2 separate regions of the Homo sapiens genome follow, and region 1 is linked to region 2. A link is an interaction called in ENCODE POLR2A ChIA-PET data of the cell type or tissue named here. Cell type or tissue: A673. All regions are shown on one strand. Links, peaks and the distances in the headings refer to the core of each region. The heading gives the core; the rest is flanking DNA.

What was found. ChIA-PET counts read pairs that join two places held together with the same protein. Peaks named below come from ENCODE experiments on the same cell type or tissue, not always from the same donor. Only the 100,000 strongest peaks of a DNase experiment are listed, where the experiment ranks them.
Region 1: POLR2A ChIA-PET joins it to region 2 with 7 read pairs; 2 of 35 experiments call an interaction of 5 or more read pairs at or near these places.

What each region holds. Positions count from the first base shown.
Region 1 is chr20:19,803,246-19,812,837 of GRCh38, reverse strand. The region is part of intron 2 of RIN2 (Ras and Rab interactor 2); the gene reads right to left. It also overlaps the pseudogene LOC100421663. Among named protein-coding and RNA genes, the nearest start is that of RIN2, 50 kb to the right of the region's middle. In A673, for the core only: no CTCF peak of the experiment used is centred there; a DNase peak (open chromatin) is centred at 5,517.
Region 2 is chr20:20,023,979-20,031,658 of GRCh38, reverse strand. It overlaps NAA20 (N-alpha-acetyltransferase 20, NatB catalytic subunit), which reads right to left. Exons shown (of 6, transcript NM_016100.5): 3 at 5,892-5,982; 4 at 4,740-4,875. Among named protein-coding and RNA genes, the nearest start is that of NAA20, 10 kb to the right of the region's middle. In A673, for the core only: no CTCF peak of the experiment used is centred there; no DNase peak of the experiment used is centred there.

The DNA of each region.
Region 1 (9,592 bases), core at 3,200-7,199, 220 kb after region 2:
TCCTATTCACAGACAAAAAGTAATCCAGGGAGTATTATTACCAGACAATGACTATTTTTAACAAAAGATTGAAAGTCTGATCTTGCTCTTCCTTTTGATTCTTTCAGTGAGGATGCCCACGCTATGAAACAATTCCCAAGTATGCCATTCTGAATGGGGGGGTGCTGCAGTGTGATGGGAGCTAGAATTGCTTTTTTAACTTTTTATTTGGAAATAATTTTGAACTTACAGAAAATAATTGCAATTATCCAAACCCTTACTACTCAGGAAGGAGAAAAACAACCCAACACAAAATAAGCAAAAGATTTGAACAGACATTTTATCAAAGAAGCTATGCAAATGGCAAATGAGCACATGAAAAGATGCTTAACATCATTAGTCTGTAGGGAAAGGCTAAAACCACAATAAGATGCCACAACACATCTATCAGAATGGCTGAAATAGAAAAGAGTGATATTACCAACTGTCAATGAGGACTCAGAGAACTGGAAGCACCATACATAGTTGATGGGAACATAAAATGGTACAGTCTCTTCGGAAAACAGTTGGGTAGTTTCTTAAAGAAATAAACATAAACTTAACACATCACCCAGAAATTCCACTCATAGGTATTTACTCAAGAGAAGTGAAAATATGTGTCTACATAAAGACTTGTATGTGGGTGTTCACAATAGCATGATTTATAACAATAAAATTAAAAACAGTCCAAATGTAGAATGGATAAACAAAGTGTGATAAATCCATGCAATGAAATACTATTCAGTGGTAAAAAAAAAGAACAAGCTATTGATACCTGCTACAACGTGGATGACTTTAATAACACTATGTTGAGTGGGAGTAGTCAGGCACAAAAGACCATATATGGTATAGTTCCACTTATGTAAAGTTTCTGGAAAGCTGTATAAATTTACTAAAACACTACACTGGTACACTTAAAATAGGTAAATTTTGTGGTATTTAAATTATACCCAAACAAAGCTTTTTTTTTTTAAAATGGGAGCATATTCTAAATATTGTTTGTACTGTGCTTTTTTCTACTCAAAACTATAACTCAAAGAGAGTTTCATATTAGCACAGGAGATGGCCCTCATTTTTTAGTGGTTATAATGGTTCGCTGTATGATTGTGTCCAAATTTAAGTAACTCAAATAGCCATGAACGAAAAGATCTCATTTCTCCATTCAGACCAAAGACCTTGTAGGCATACAGTTTCTGCGTTCAGTTTTAAAAGCTACAAATTAGTTCCTTGCCTCAAAATCTCTTAAGCACCCTGTGATGGATGCTCATGGTGCCTCCCTTGTCCCCTCCACACCCACTGTTCCCATCCATGCCAAGGGTTTCCCACTGCAGGTACCCGTGAGTCTCTTCCTGAAGTCTCTCTGGTGACAGGAGCATACTTGAATCACGCATGGGTGGCCAGAAGTGCCAGGAAGTTACTGCCTTTTGGAGCAGTCCTCACCAATGATGGAAGGAAGTTGTGGATAAACACCCCAGCTCCCTTACTCTGTGGGTAAAACCACTCGCAGGTGAGGTCTCCAGCACCTCGCAGAGCTCCTAGCGCCACTGAGCCCCCGTTGCCAATGGTGGCATCTGATCTTTAACACTCGTTCTTTCCCTTCTCTCTCCCATTTCCCTACCCCTCCTCCATCCTTCTGGAATCACTCACCAAATAAATTACTGCATCTAAATCCTTGTCTCAGGGGGACCAAAATAAACCACCACCAAGAAGCGACAGTTACTAATTGGTTTATACATCTGGTACTTTCCGCTTTATCCTTGTGCATTTTTTTTTTATATTAAACAATCGTTATTTGAAAAACAGTACCTTGGCCGGGCACGGTGGTTCACGCCTGTAATCCCAGCACTTTGGGAGGCCGAGGCGGGCGGATCACGAGGTCAGGAGATCGAGACAATCCTGGCTAACACGGTGAAACCCTGTCTCTACTAAAAAAAAAAAAAACACACACACACACAAAATTTAGCCGGGCATGGTGGTGGGTGCCTGTAGTCCCAGCTACTTGGGAGGCTGAGGCGGGAGAATGGCGTGAACCCGGGAGGCAGAGCTTGCAGTGAGCCGAGATCACGCCACTGCACTCTAGCCTGGGCGAGACAGAACAAGACTCCGTCTCAAAAAAAAAAAAAAAAAAAAAAAAAAGTACCTTATAATCTTAACATGATCAAACTTCAATAAGAGCAATTTCAGCATCAATAAGCTGTAGCTAAACTAACGAGAGAGCAATCAAAAGTGCTTTAAAGGGAGCAGCACCGGCTGATGTTCTGCCGAGGCTCTGGGCATTCAGAACTTGGCTAAAGGGAAAACAGAATCAAATCGGTAGGTGCTCTGGACCCAAGCGCTCACATTGTGACCCACCTCCCTCCTGGGGGCCCTGGCAGCCCATGGTACTCTTGGCACTTCTTTTTTCATTTCTTTGAGACAGAGTCTCACTCTGTCACCCAGGGTGGAGTGCAGTGGCACAATCTCAGCTCACTGCAACCTCTGCCTCCCAGGTTCAAGTGATTCTCATGCCTCAGCCTCCCAAGTAGCTGGGACTACAGGCATGCACCACCACACCTGGCTTTTTTTTTTTTTTTTTGTATTATTAATAGAGACGGGGTTTTGCCATGTTGGCCAGGCTGGTCTCGAACTCCTGACCTCAAGAAATCCACCTGCCTTGGCCTCCCAAAGTGCTGGCATTACAGGTGTGAGCCACCACGCCTGGCCCCTCTTGGCACTTCTGGGCTCCTGTGGGCTGTGGATGGTGGAGCCCTAGGAGCCAAAGGGCCACTCAGGAAAGGCTGCAACTTGGCCTTGCAGTCAGCCGGCTTCTGCCTGCTGTAGTCATTTTCTTTCTGCAGCACCTGGAGTTCTATCTCAGTGGTCGCAGCGGCCATCTAGCTTTCCTGGGCTGTTCTCTTGTGGCAGAGGATCTCCCTCTGAAAACTGGAAGTGTCTTTCTTCAATTTCTGGGCCAGGTCTTGGGCCATCTTCTTGTAGTGGTTGTGGGTTGTGACATGTGGTTCATGTATGTGTGCACCTTGTGAAGTCTCTGCTCAAGGTCCAGGCAGTAGGCGTCCTCCTCTGTGGACTCCCATGAGGCCCCATCATGTGTTCTCGGTGGAGATCAGGCAGAACAGGAAGCGTCGGCTGTAGCTTCGGGAGCTCCCTCTCCAGCTGTGCCCTTGCACCCTGCAGAGAGGCCTGCTCGCTGATCAGACTTTGGACTTGTGCTGTGAGTTCTTTATGCCTTTGATTTCTTCCCACAATTGCGTGTCTGCTTCTCCAGTCTCCCCCTCAGGACATTCGAAGGATGCACCTAAGTCACCATCGTCATCCACACTCTTCAGAGGACTTGTGGCTGGGACGCTAGGGGACTGCCATATCCTGCTTCCATGTTCTCCTCCACTGCCAAGTCCCCATCCTCCACATGGTCTCCACCATCCTCCAGCAGATGCAGGACGCTGGGCCGGGGTGTGGACCGGGGAGGTCAGTCGCTTCACTCCAACATTTATGACTGTTTCATTCCTGCCTTGGCCTGCTTCAGCCTTCTTTGCCTGCAAGCGTTGCTTCCATCTGACAATTTCCTGGTTGGGCAGCTCTGTAGGTTGCTGGTGGTCACTGCTATCATTCAGATCATCCGCAATTTTCCCCTGATCTTCTGCCCCAGCTGTGAAGTATATGGACGTGGTTTGCATCAGTCACTTGGGGAAGTTCAGGAGGCTTCCTTTTTGATGCTTTTTTCAGAAGCTCACCTAGGTCCTGATGGGAAAGACCTGCTTATTTCATTCAGAACCCTAGGCAGAGGGTTTGGAGCAATCCAGGACTGGCCTGTGGCATGGGTGACATGAGGCCCCCCACCAGCCTGGGGTGCTGACTGCATCCTGGCTCTGGCCTTTCCTTGGACCACGCCCTGGACCGCATCCCTTTAGGCCGGCTCTGCCCTTCTTTTCACTGCATGTCGTCTCCTGACCATAAAGGCCACCATAACAGTGCATGTCCAGATCACCCAGGGTATCCCTAGGGTCGCTGGCACTAGTCCCAGGATTCTATACATCACTAGCAATGCCACCCCCAGGGGGCCAGCAGCAGCTGAGTAGATATTGCGTGGCGAGCAGCAGGCCTTCCGTGGCTCCAGAGGGCTCTGCTGCTCTGTTTCCACTTGCCAGTGACCTGTGGACAGCTAACCGGAACCCTGCGGAGTGTTCTGTCTCTGACACAAACAGGGGCCCACCAACCAGGGTAGACCATCCATTGGACTGGGGGAGGGGAGGCACCTCGTGCTTTAGAAAACTGTGTCCCTGATTTTGCTGTGCAAATAGAAAATGACATTACTTATACAGGGCCTTCGGGGAGTGGAAAGAGCTCATGGCAGACCCGAGCTGAGGCCACTCCAGGCCCCAACAGGCCCTACAGCCCAGCTAGATGGTCAAAGCAGGGCCATGCCACAGCCTGTGTCTACACAAGATCCTATTCTCAGCTTTCCTTCACCCGACTCCCCTTCCCCTGACTCCTACTGGGCCATGGCGGCCTCTCTGGCCCTGCTGGGGACCAGGCTCAGGGAGGAGAGGGGCGGCCTGTGACTGCCAGGTGTGGCCTGTGAATTTATACAAACAGAAGCAAGCCACTAAGCATGCAGGCATCTTAACGGCACGCATAAGGCATATGATTTCATTCATAGTTTAATTAGAATGCACTGTAAGACACTAGCATCAACGTCTGGGTTCATTTGCTTGCTTGCTTAGCCAATGCAAGGACACAGTATAAATAACTTATGAGTGTTTGGAAAGACATTTAATCATTTAAGGCTTAGGTTTCTTCCGCAGACCTTCTTTAGATGGCCAAGAACACAACAGTGATGCCACCCCTAGCATATGCTTTATGACTTATAACTCACAAAAAGCATAAAACTGCAAGTCTTTTCCATGCTAAGTTGGAAAAAGTCCTGTAAATTTAAGGCTGCAAATTCCAACCAACATAAAAGCTTTGCCTCTTCTCCTTCCAGCTAAACTGCATCCATGCCAGATGAGAGAGCCAAGGTATTGAGAGAAGCACAGAAAAGGCATTTTTGCAGAATCCAAAACCTTCTCCTAAAATTTAGGAAAACACACACATCAATATGACTGACAATTTATTCATTCTACTTGCTGCTTTTATTTCATTCTGACAAGTTTGGGCAACTGGTGTGTGCTGAATCCAAGTCTGATCATTTGAGGCAGCTGCTGAAGTGCTAACAGGTTGTCACTGTGGAGGAACAAGCTCACCATCTCCAAACACTTCATAATTCTAAGGTGAACAAAGCCATCATACAAGATAAAGTAACAATTCCCAGCTCAGGTCTGAGATAAAGAGATTCCTGGAGCCTTAGGGTGTGCAGCTTTTAGTATCATCTCATCTCCCATTAATAACAACTTAGAATATCATTAAGGTTTTGGGATTTTGCCAAAAGTGATAACTAAAACTAGCACTGGCAAAGACTTAAATTTCACATCATGTTTGCCCAATTTGGCATAAGATAGAGGAAGCATGGTAGATTGCCTTATTGGTCTTAAGCCAAGGTCAACAGTGGAAACTCCTCCAGCAAAGGCAGAACACATTTCTCTGCCTCTTGACTTAGGTTTGGCCATGTGACTTGCTTTGGCTAATAGAATAATACAAAAATGTCAGTGTGCCGATTCCAAGCACAAGCTTTACAAGGTTTCTTGGGCTTCCACTTATACTCATGCACTTTTGCCATTGTCACAGGAGAGCTTTCCTCAGGTAGCCATGCCCACCAACCTGGACTTAGCGTGTGCTAAGTGTTGCTGGCCTGAACCCAGACATCAGTGGGAAGCCAAGCCTAGCTGAACCTGTGCAGGAAGCAGCGTCACCTAGCTGAGCCCAACCTAGATCTGCCAGATCCCAGCTAACCTCTGTTTGCATGAGCTAAACAGATATTTATTATCAATTTCTTGTCTTTTTCTTTTTGAGACAGGATCTTACTCTGTTGCCCAGGCTGGCTCACTGTAGCCTCGAGCTCCTGGACTCAAGCAATCCTCCCACCTTAGCTTGCCTATTAGCTAGGACTACAGATGCACACCACCATGCCTGGCTAATTTTTGTTATCTTTTGTAGAAATGAGGTTTCACCATGTTACCCAGGCTGATCTCAAACTTCTGTGCTCAGGCAATCATCCCACCTCAGCCTCCCAAAGTGCTAGGTTTACAGGTGTGAGCCATCACACCCAGCTCAGTTTTCCTACTGAGTTTGGAGATGTTTTGTTGCACACGTAAAAGCTGATGCCAGAGCAAAGGGGAAGTACAGGAAGCCAGGGGGAATAGTTTATAGTAGGTTTCTCCTCTTTCCTTCCCTGGAAAAATGGGTGGCAACGTACAGGATATAATCATGATGTTCATCGTTGCTTTTTAAAAAGTCCATCTCACGCCAGTTAGAATGGCGATCATTAAAAAGTCAGGAAACAACAGATGCTGGAGAGGATGTGGAGAAATAGGAACGCTTTTACACTGTTGGTGGGAGTGTAAACTAGTTCAACCATTGTGGAAAACACTGGGGCGATTCCTCAAGGAACTAGAACTAGAAATACCATTTGACCCAGCAATCCCATTACTGGGTATATACCCAAAGGATTAGAAATCATTCTACCATAAAGACACATGCACACTCACATTTATTGCAGCACTGTTCACAATAGCAAAGACTTGGAACCAACCCAAATGCCTATCAATGATAGACTGGATAAAGAAAATGTGGTGCACATATACACCATAGAATACTATGCAGCCATAAAGAAGGATGAGTTCATGTCCTTTGCAGGGACATGGATGAAGATGGAAACCATCATTCTCAGCAAACTATCACAAGGACAGAAAACCAAACACTGCATGTTCTCACTCATAAGTGGGAGCTGAACAATGAGAACACATAGACACAGGATAGGGGAGCATCACACACTGTGGCCTGTTGGAGGTTGGGGGCTGGGGGAGGGATAGCATTAGGAGAAATTCCTAATGTAGATGACGGGTTGATGGGTGCAGCAAACCACCATGGCACATGTATACCTATGTAACAAACCTTCATGTTCTGCACATGTACCCCAGAACTTAAAGTATAATAATTAAAAAAAAAAAAGTCCTTGTAACTTGGGCCAGGCGCAGTGGCTCATGCCTGTAATCCCAGCACTTTGGGAGGCTAAGGCGGGCAGATCATCTGAGATCAAGAGTTTGAGACCAGCCTGGCCAACGTGGCGAAACCCTGTCTCTACTAAAAATACAAAAATTAGCTGGGTGTGGTGGTGCGTGCCTGTAATCCCAGCTACCTGGGAGGCTGAGGTAGGAGAACTGCTTGAACCCAGGAGGTGGAGGTTGCAGTGAGCCGAGATCGCACCACTGCACTCCAGCCTGGGTGACAGAGTGAGACTTCATCTCAGAAAAAAAATAAGGTCCCTATAACTTCTTTCAGGAATATCCTAACTTCTGAGTCCCATAGTTGGACTATTCGAAGATGAATCCTACACAGTCTGTCGCAGTGATGGTGGGATTGAGCCCTGGTGCCCACAGTGGTAACCTGCTCATGTCACAGACTGTATGGCCTCTTTGCCCTCCGTATGCCACTCCCTACTCCCTCATTGTGCTTCAGGGCATCCCTGCCCATATAAATACCCGCATCCCAATTTTTGACCAAAGCTAAGTCTCATTGTAATAAATAGTAACTAACACTCACTGAACACTTGAATGTGCCAGACGCCATGACACACAGGTAACTTGACTTCTCAGTGCTTCAGTTTTCTCATCTGTAAAATAAGGATAAGAATAGTGCCTACCTAAATAAACTAGAAAATCTAGCAGAAATGGATAAATTACTGGACACAAAGACCCTCCCAAGACTGAACCAGGAAGAAGTTGAATCCCTGAATAGACCAATAACAAGTTCTGAAATTTTGAGGGAGTCATAAATAGCCTACCAACCAAAAACAAAACAAAACAAACAACAACAACAACAGCAAAACAAAACAAAAAAAACCCACATGGATTTACCGCTGAGTTCTACCAGAGGTACAAAGTGGAGCTGGTACCATTTCTTCTGAAACTATTCCAAACAATTGAAAAGGAGGGACTTCTCCCTAACCCATTTTATGAGGCCAGCATAATCCTGATACCAAAACCTGGCAGAGATACAACAAAAAAATAAAACTTCAGGCCAATATCCCTGATGAATATTGATACAAAAATCCTCAATAAAATACTGGCAAACCAAATCCAGCAGCACATCAAAAAGCTTATTCACCACGATCAAGTCAGCTTCAACCCTGGGATGCAAGGCTGGTTTGATATATGCAAATCAATAAAGGTAATTCATCATATAAACAGAACTAAAGATAAAAACCACATGATTATCTCAATAGATGTAGAAAAGGCATCCAATAGAACTCCACATCCCTTTATGTTAAAAACTCTCAATAAACTAGGTATTGATGGAACATACTTCAAAATAATAAGAGCCATTTATGACAAACCTACAGTTAATATCACACTGAATGGACAAAAGCTGGATGCATTCCCCTTGAAAACTAGCACAAGATAAGGATGCCCTCTTTCACCACTCCTATTCAACATAGTATTGGAAGTTCTGGCCAGGGCAGTCAGGCAAGAGAAAGATAAAAAGGGAATTCAAATAGGAAGAGAGGAAGTCAAATTGCCTTTGTTTGCAGATGACATGATCCTATATCTAGAAAACCACATTGTCTCAGCCCAAAAGCCTCTTAAGCTGATAAGCAACTTCAGCAAAGTCTCAGGATGCAAAATCAATGTGGGAAAATCGCAAGCATTGCTATACACCAACAATAGACAAGCAGAGAGCCAAATCATGAATGAACTCCCATTCACAATTGCTATAAAGAGAATAAAATACCTAGGAATACAGCTAACAAGAGAAGTGAAGGGCCTCTTCAAGGAGAACTACAAACCACTGCTCAAGGAAATCAGAGATGACTCAAACAAATGGAAAAACATCCCATGCTCAAGGATAGGAAGAATCAATATTGTGAAAATGGCCATACTGCCCAAAGCAATTTATAGATTCAATGCTATTCCCATTAAACTACCATTGACATTCTTCACAGAATTAAAAAATAACTACTTTAAAATTCACATGGAACCAAAAAAGAGTCTGTACAGGTAAGACAATCTGGAGCAAAAAGAACAAAGATCTGATTTTTAGTTTTGAGTTTTACATTTAAGTCTTTAATCCATCTTGAGTTGATTTTTGTGTAAGGTATAAGGAAGGGGTCCAGTTTCAATTTTCTGCATATGCCTAGCCAGTTTTCCTAGTACCGTTTATTAAATAAGGAATCCTTTCCCCATTGCTTGTTTTTGTCAGGTTTGTCAAAAATCAGATGTTTGTAGATGTGTGGTCTTATTTCTGAGATCTCTATTCTGTTCTTTTGGTCTATGTGTCTGTTTTTGTACCAGTATCATGCTGTTTTGGTTACTGTAGCCTTGTAGTATAGTTTTAACTCAGGTAGTGGATGCCTCCAGCTTTGTTCTTTTTGCACACAACAAGCTTTCAATAAATGCTAGTTATTTTCCAGCAAGACTTGCTT
Region 2 (7,680 bases), core at 503-4,502:
CTGCAAGTATCTTTTTCCAATTTGTGGTTTGTCTTGTCATTATCCTTATGTTATCTTTTGATAAAAAGTTACTTCACTTCAGTGAAGCTGAATATATGAATCCTTTCCTTAGCCTTTTTATGGCCTTTTTAAAAAGTTCTACACTGAGGCCACAGAGACACTCTGCCATATTATATTCAAAAGACTTCTTAGTTTTGGTTTCACATCTAGGTTTTTAATAAATCTGGAGTTGATTTGTGTATGGAATAATGGTAATCTGGGAAATTTTTTTTTCCCATAGGGACATCCAATTGTCCAACCACCTTTACTGAAAAGTCTATCTTCATACTATTGATGTGCAATGCCTCTTCTGTGGTATGTTAAAGTCCATATATTCTTGGGTCTGTTTCTCAAATTCTGTAACACTGGTCTAGATAACTACAGCACTAAGATATAGTCTCACTCTTTACAGTCTGATACCTGGAGGGGCACATCACCCATTTTTGTTGTTGTTCAAGAATATCTTGTCTCTTTTTTGCTCTTTCTGTTCCTCTGTATGTTTCAGAGTCAGCTTAACAAGTACTATAAAAAATGCTTGGGATTTTGACTGCAATTACATTGGAACTGCGGTCGATTACCTGTTTACTGTATCCTCTAATCCAGTGATAGTTTATCGCTCCACTTATCAGGGCTACTTTAATATCTCTCAAAAAAGTTTTTTAAATGTCAGAGAGGTCTTGCATAGCACTTGCTAGATTCTTAAGTACTTAATGTTTTTTCATGCTATGGCATCTTTTTCTAAATTTTACTGTTTATATATATATAAATACAATTGATTTTTATACTGACTTTCTATCCAACAACCTTGCCTACCTTTTATTAATTCTAAACATTTATTTCTAGATTCTTGTGGATTTTATATTTGTATAATCATATCTGTGCAAAATAAGTAAGTTTTGTTTCCTCTCATATGTAAATACAATTGATTTTTATACTGACTTTATATCCAACAACTTTGCCTTTTATTAATTCTAAATATTTATATTCTTATGGATTTTATATTTATATAATCATATCTGTGCAAAATAAGTTTTGTTTCCTCTCAATCCTCCTATCGTTTATTTTTTCCTGCTTTCCTGTGCTATAATTTCTAGTAAATTACTGAAGCGGGACTAACTTGTCCCTAATTTCAAAAGGAAAGCATTCAGTGTATCACTACTAAATATATTTACTACAAATTTCTTGTAGATATTTTTCAGGTTAAGGAAGTTCCCCCTTTCTATTTCCCAGTTTGCTAACAGTTTTTATCAGGAAGGAATATTGGATTTTATCAAGTTTGCTGCACTTTCTAAAATAACCAGTGTTCTCCTTTAGTGTAAAGTTGAAACCACCTTGTTCCTGATGTGTCATCCTATTTATGTAGTGCCAAATCCACTTTGCTAATTATTTTTCCGAGATTTTGCATCTGAGTGAGATGTTCCTCGAATTTTCCTTTCCCATATTTTGCCAAGTATTGTTATCAAGGTTATCCTGGCCTTAAAAAATAAGTTGAGGAATGTTCCCTTTTTTGGCTTGTGCAAAATAGTTTGTGTAAAAGTGACCTTTCAGTCATTATTTCTTAAATGTTTAGTAAAATTGGCCAGAGAAGCCACAGCTTTCTTCGTGAAAAGATTTTGGGCTACTGATTGAAATTCTTTAGGGCAGGGGTTGGCTTATAACCTATTTTGCTACTGCCTTCAAGCTAAGAATGGTTTTTGCAATGGTTGTTAAAAACAAAACAAAACAAAACAAAACAAAAAACTATGTAACCAAGACTTTAGGTGGCCTGTAATGCCTGAATATTTACTATCTGACCCAGAAGAAAATTGCTGATTCTTGTTCTATAGGCTTGACAAATTTCTATCTCATTGTTCTATCAATTAGAAAAAAGCATGTCTAAATCTCCCATTATAATAATAATTTGTCTATTTCTCCTTGTAGTTTTGTCAATTTGTGCATTTTTACTTTGAAATGATGTCACTTGGTATATACCATTTTAAATCGCTATTTTTTTTTTTTTTTTTGAGATGGAGTCTCGCTCTGTTGCACAGGCTGGAGTGCAATGGCGTGATCTTGGCTCACTGTAATCTTCGCCTCCCAGGTTCAAGCAATTCTCCTGCCTCAGCCTCCCGAGTAGCTGGGATTACAGTCACGTGCTACCACACCCGGCTAATTTTTGTATTTTTAGTCGAGACGGGATTTCACCATGTTGGCCAGACTGGTCTGGAACTCCTGACCTCAAGTGATCCACCTGTCTCGGCCTCCCAAGGTGCTGGGATTACAGTCATGAGCCACCACTCCCAGACTTGTTACTTCCTTGATTAAATATTTTATCAATATGCAGTGACCCTTTTTTATGCTGGTAATAATTATTCAACTATAACTATTATTAATAAGTATTCTAACTTTCTTTTGGTTAGAATTTGCAAGGTAATTTAAAAATTTACTTTCAATCTTTCTGTATTAAAAATATTTTAATATATTTTACACATATTTCCTGTAAACAATACAGACAGCCTTTGTCTTTTAAATAGAGTCATCATAGCTGGCCGTGCATGGTGGTGGGCGCCTGTAATCCCAGCTACTCAGAGGGTGAGAGAGGAAAATCATTTGAGCCTGGGAGGCAGACGTTGCAGTGAGCTGAGATCACGCCACTGCACTCCAGCCTGAGCAACAGAGCAAGACCCCATCTCCAAAACTAATAATAAATAAATAAAGTCCTAAGTCCATTAACGTTTACTGTTGTAATTACTGACAATATTTGGATTCTGGGCTACCATTTTATTTCATGCATTTTGTTTTGCTGGTTTAATTTCCTTTTTCTCTTCTTTGGAGTTGACTTCTATCATTCAATTTTTCTTCTCCTCTACTTGTTTGGTTTCTATTTTTAATGTATACATTGTATGCACTATGTATACATGTATATAGTGTATATAAGCATATGTATATGTATCATGTATGTGTATATGTATATATATGCCTACAAATGAAGATTACTTAAATCTTAGCAACTAGTCTAAAATAATGAAGGCTTAGAAACTGGAAGGGAAGAGAGCTTAGTGGTCTTCTACTCAGAGGGAGAATCTATCATACAAATACCCTAAATTATATGTGCAAGGTCATAGCTAGTTACGACCTGCTTTTTTTTATTATTATTATACTTTAAGTTCTGGGATACATGTGCAGAACGTGCAGGTTTGTTACATAGGTATACGCGTGCCATGGTGGTTTGCTGCACCCATCAACTCGTCATCTACATTAGGTATTTATCCTAATTCTATCCCTCCCTTAGACCCCCACCCCCGACAGGCCCTGGTGTGTGATGTTCCCCTCCCTGTGTCCATGTGTTCTCATTGAACAACCCACTTTCTAACTCCCTGTTCACTATACAATAATGCCAAATACTTTTTTTCAACATAATGCCATTAATAAATGTGTGTAAACTATAATCATGCTAAAATTTTCTTCCCTTCTTTGTTTGGTCTAGAGAGAACTTTAAAAAATCTTAAAGATTAGCACCGACTTCTTTTTCAGCTAACACAATTTCTTCTCTGAATGAGTTTGAGCTCCTTTGCCTCTAATTTGGCTTGAAGTCTTTGTCAGGCCACAGATACTTCTTTAAAACTTGCCTTTATTAAATCTAATAATTAAGTAGAAATTAAGCTCAAGAACCCTTCTCAGCAACTATTCTCTTTCCTACCACACTTTTAGGAAATTACAGTGGAGAAAGAAATGGCAGCTTGACAACAGGTGAAGCTACTACAAACATCTCTCTTCTAGAATGAAGATACGAGGAGGGGCCTTCTCTTCTATTTATTGTATTTCTTTTATCTCCAGTAATGAAGAGGTTTGATATATACAACACGTCCCTTAAAAAAAAAAAAAAAAATGCCATGCTGGCAGTTCGCAAACTGTGCACTCAGGTGCCCTAAGGTGTCCCAAACTCATACAGCCACCAAAGGATATTTCGAATGTTCAGGGAAAACAGCAAAACCTTACATGTCAGATATTGGCAAACTAGTTTGAAGTAGTTCACAAATTCAACGTAAGATCATGCTACATTCCTCTTAATGACATAATATTTCTATGAAGCTGAGTTTCTGGCAGTTGCTGTGATTAAAAAAAAATACTAGATGAAAATCAATATGAAACAGGAATGCAAGTGGTTCTGCCAAGTCATTTAATGTCCAACAGGTGCACACCTCTCATTGGTAGCTAGCCACAGTTATTTAAGAATGAAATGAAAATATTTCTTCTTTCAATTTATTTTTTTTCTAAATGGCTATTAGCTGTTAGGCTATAAATACTTATTAAACAGTTAGAATATAACTGCTTAAGACTGAACTATTTTCTTTTGGCCGAGGAGCACTGCTAAAAATTTATTCAGATGCCAAAGCAATGGTAACAGATTTTAGGAATGTGTGCCACTGTGGCAGGAACACTAAGAGAAACCTCGAGAGCTAGCCTTTGGAACTGAATTGCACCAATTCCTCAGCTTATAGGCCTATAGCGGGTCACTACAACACTTTGCCTTAATTTCCTCAATGGCAAAATAGAAACAATATCACTTTGACTATGTGATAGAATTGTTCTAAGGACTACTGGAGATGGAAGATGAAATTCCTGTGAACTGTAAAGCATGACAGTTATTCAGCCTGAAGGGGAAGAAAATGGTTAGGGGTCCACAAATCACTAAGTGTATTTGAAAAACTGAATCTCACCTTTCTGAAATCTCCTCTAGTAACTCCATAAGTTTAGCAGCCAAACCAAGGCGTCGAAATTCTGGGGCAACAGACAGAGCTGTGACGTGCCCGTGCCATTCTTCCCTAGCTACTGAGCCTTCTGCTTTACCCATAACTGCCAACAACAACAAAAATCACATTCAGTAACTAGACATTGATTTACACATAAATATAGAATTACTGTTCAGTATGTTTTTATTACAAAGGAAACTAATAAAGAAGTTTTTAAGTACCACCTGAGGTCATCCAGCTAACAGTTAGTGCTTTTATTTGAAATTCACTTGTAAATGTAACACTATCTGTTACATTTAGAATAGTTCTAAAATCAGAATTAGAACAAAAAAGAACGATATACTTAAAACACAACTAATTTTGAAAAAAAAAAAACCAGAGTATGTATTTTTTCAAATATCTGCATTTCATATGGGTGTGGGTATATGTGGGTACATGTGGATGTACACATATAGTTCAGAGCTAAAGGTTCTGTTAGTAATGCTAATTCAATGAGGATGCTATGATGCCTGCATTATGTACTAAATAAACCATGTAGAAATTTAACAAAAGTATAGAATGAAAGATTTTTTTTTTTTTTTTGAGACAGAGTCTCACTGTGTCACCCAGGCTGGAGTGCAGTGGCATGATCTCAGCCCACTGCAAGTTCTGCCTCCGGGGTTCAAGTGATTCTCCCGCCTCAGCTTCCTGAGTAGCTGGGATTATAGGCACGCGATACCACGCCCAGCTAATTTTTTGTATTTTTAGTAGAGGCAGGCTTTCACCATTTGGCCAGGCCGATCTTGAACTCCTGACCTCAAAGGATCTGCCTGCCTTGGCCTTCCAAAGTGTTGGGATTACAGGCGTGAGCCACTGTACCTGGCCTTAGAATGAAAGATTTTTTTTTTTTTTAGAATGAAAGATTTAAGAAGACTAAGACCATGTCTGTCTGGTTCACTGCCGTTATCGCCTGGGCCTAGCACAGTGCCCAAAACAGAGATCAGTAAGTTCTTGAATTGTTGAAGAGGAAATAAAATTACAAGCATCATTATATTCCAATTCTGCAGTCTAAAGCAATCAGTTGAAATCTATATTAAAATCTTTACCTACTCCACAAAATACTAGTGGTATTATACTTACTATAACCCATTAATTCTCCACCAGGTGCCTCTGCAACAATGAAATACTCTGGCCAGTGGGCGAGGTATTGTAGGTAGAAAGGAATCCCATACTAGAGTCCTGTTAAGGAGTGTGAAAAGTAATGGACAGTAAAAAGTTCTTCATTAAGGGATATTGTAAAAAAAGTTTCCTTTAAAAAGTATACTGTTACTTTATCCCCAGCTCTGTATGAGTCCTATAATCATACATACCATTACATGAAATATTTAGGTTATCACTGATTTTTAACAAAATTGCCTGGACATATAGCCTCAAGTGTGGAATGGTGATAGCACTGTCTAATAGAAAGCAGAGAATCAGGACCCCAAAGTTCTACAGTCTACTTCCCTACTGACCATACCATATCTAAGTCTCTCCATTTATCACCTGATATTGTTTGTTTGCGGTCTGCCTCCTCTTAGTCTATGAATATCATGTTCCCTCTGTCCCTGGTGCCTGGTACACAGTAGATGCTTAATACACTGATGCTTACATAATTGCACTGAAAAATTAATGGGTAGTTCCTACTTTGACTTCAGCTATGAGACTGTGAAAATAACTTTACAACCTAAGTCCTTCCAGAGCCAACTTAATTACCCAGTTTTTCCTCTCCACTGATTCAAATCCTGCATTTCTAGTAATGCAGATAAAAGCTGACTTAAGGAATCAACTATGTTAACAGTAAATGCCTGAATAATTTGCTCATGACTTCACTCTTCAACCTTGGGATATCCTTACTGACATGTAATCATTCCTACATTTCTCTTCTTCTTTTTACTCTGTACTTTAATGGATGAAAATATATTTCTTGTTAGTATAAACTTTCTGATGCAATTTATCAGAGGACACCATCAATCACACATAAATATATTTTTTAAGTTCCTGGAAAACCTGTTCCGTGCGAAATTCTTCAAAATCTCCTCTGAAGGACCATCATTATTTTGAATACCCCTCAAATACAACCCTTAACATGGCAGGACAGCCAGTCTTCCTGCCAGCCAGCCACTGACATATACCACAACCATCTCTTCTGTGGCTAACAGAGGAGTCCCAGACACCCCTCCCTCCCATCGACCTCTAGGACCTAACAGGTTACTTTCAAATATAGGCTCACCTGGATTATGGGACTTTCACTGCAAATTTTAAATGTCACTGGAAGCACACCATATAAACGGATTTGCATCCTAAAATCCTTCCTTCCTATATAGTGAAACTTTTGTCATTCAAAATTCTTCAAAAATCTTAAAAGTGGTGATATCATTAGTCGTAATTTAAAAAATCCAGATGAACCTGCAGAGATTTTTTGCTTTTCCCATTCAGTTTTGTTTCTGATATGTAGTCCTGTTGCTGCCTGCACCTGTAAGTTAATTTTTACTGCTGTATAGTATTTCTTTATGTGAAGAGACACCTTAAATAGCCTGTATCCTGACAATGGACACCTGGGTCATTTCCTGTTTCTCAAAAAAATGTTTGAAATCCTTCTTCAGTACAGCTTAATTTACTTAACCATCTCCTGATTGTTGTGTGTGAATCTTATTCCAAATGCTTAGTAACTCTCCTGCAATAAATAATGTTTGTAATGGTATAACTCAGGGGTTAGCAAACTTTTTCTGTAAAAGGCCAAATAGTTAACATCCTAGGCTTTGTGGGCCATACAGTCCCTGCTGAACTACTCAAACTGCAAAAGCCACAGAAAAAAATATAAATTAATCAGCGTGGTGTCCCAATAACATTTTATTTACAAAAACAGGCAGTGGGCCAGATTTGGCCT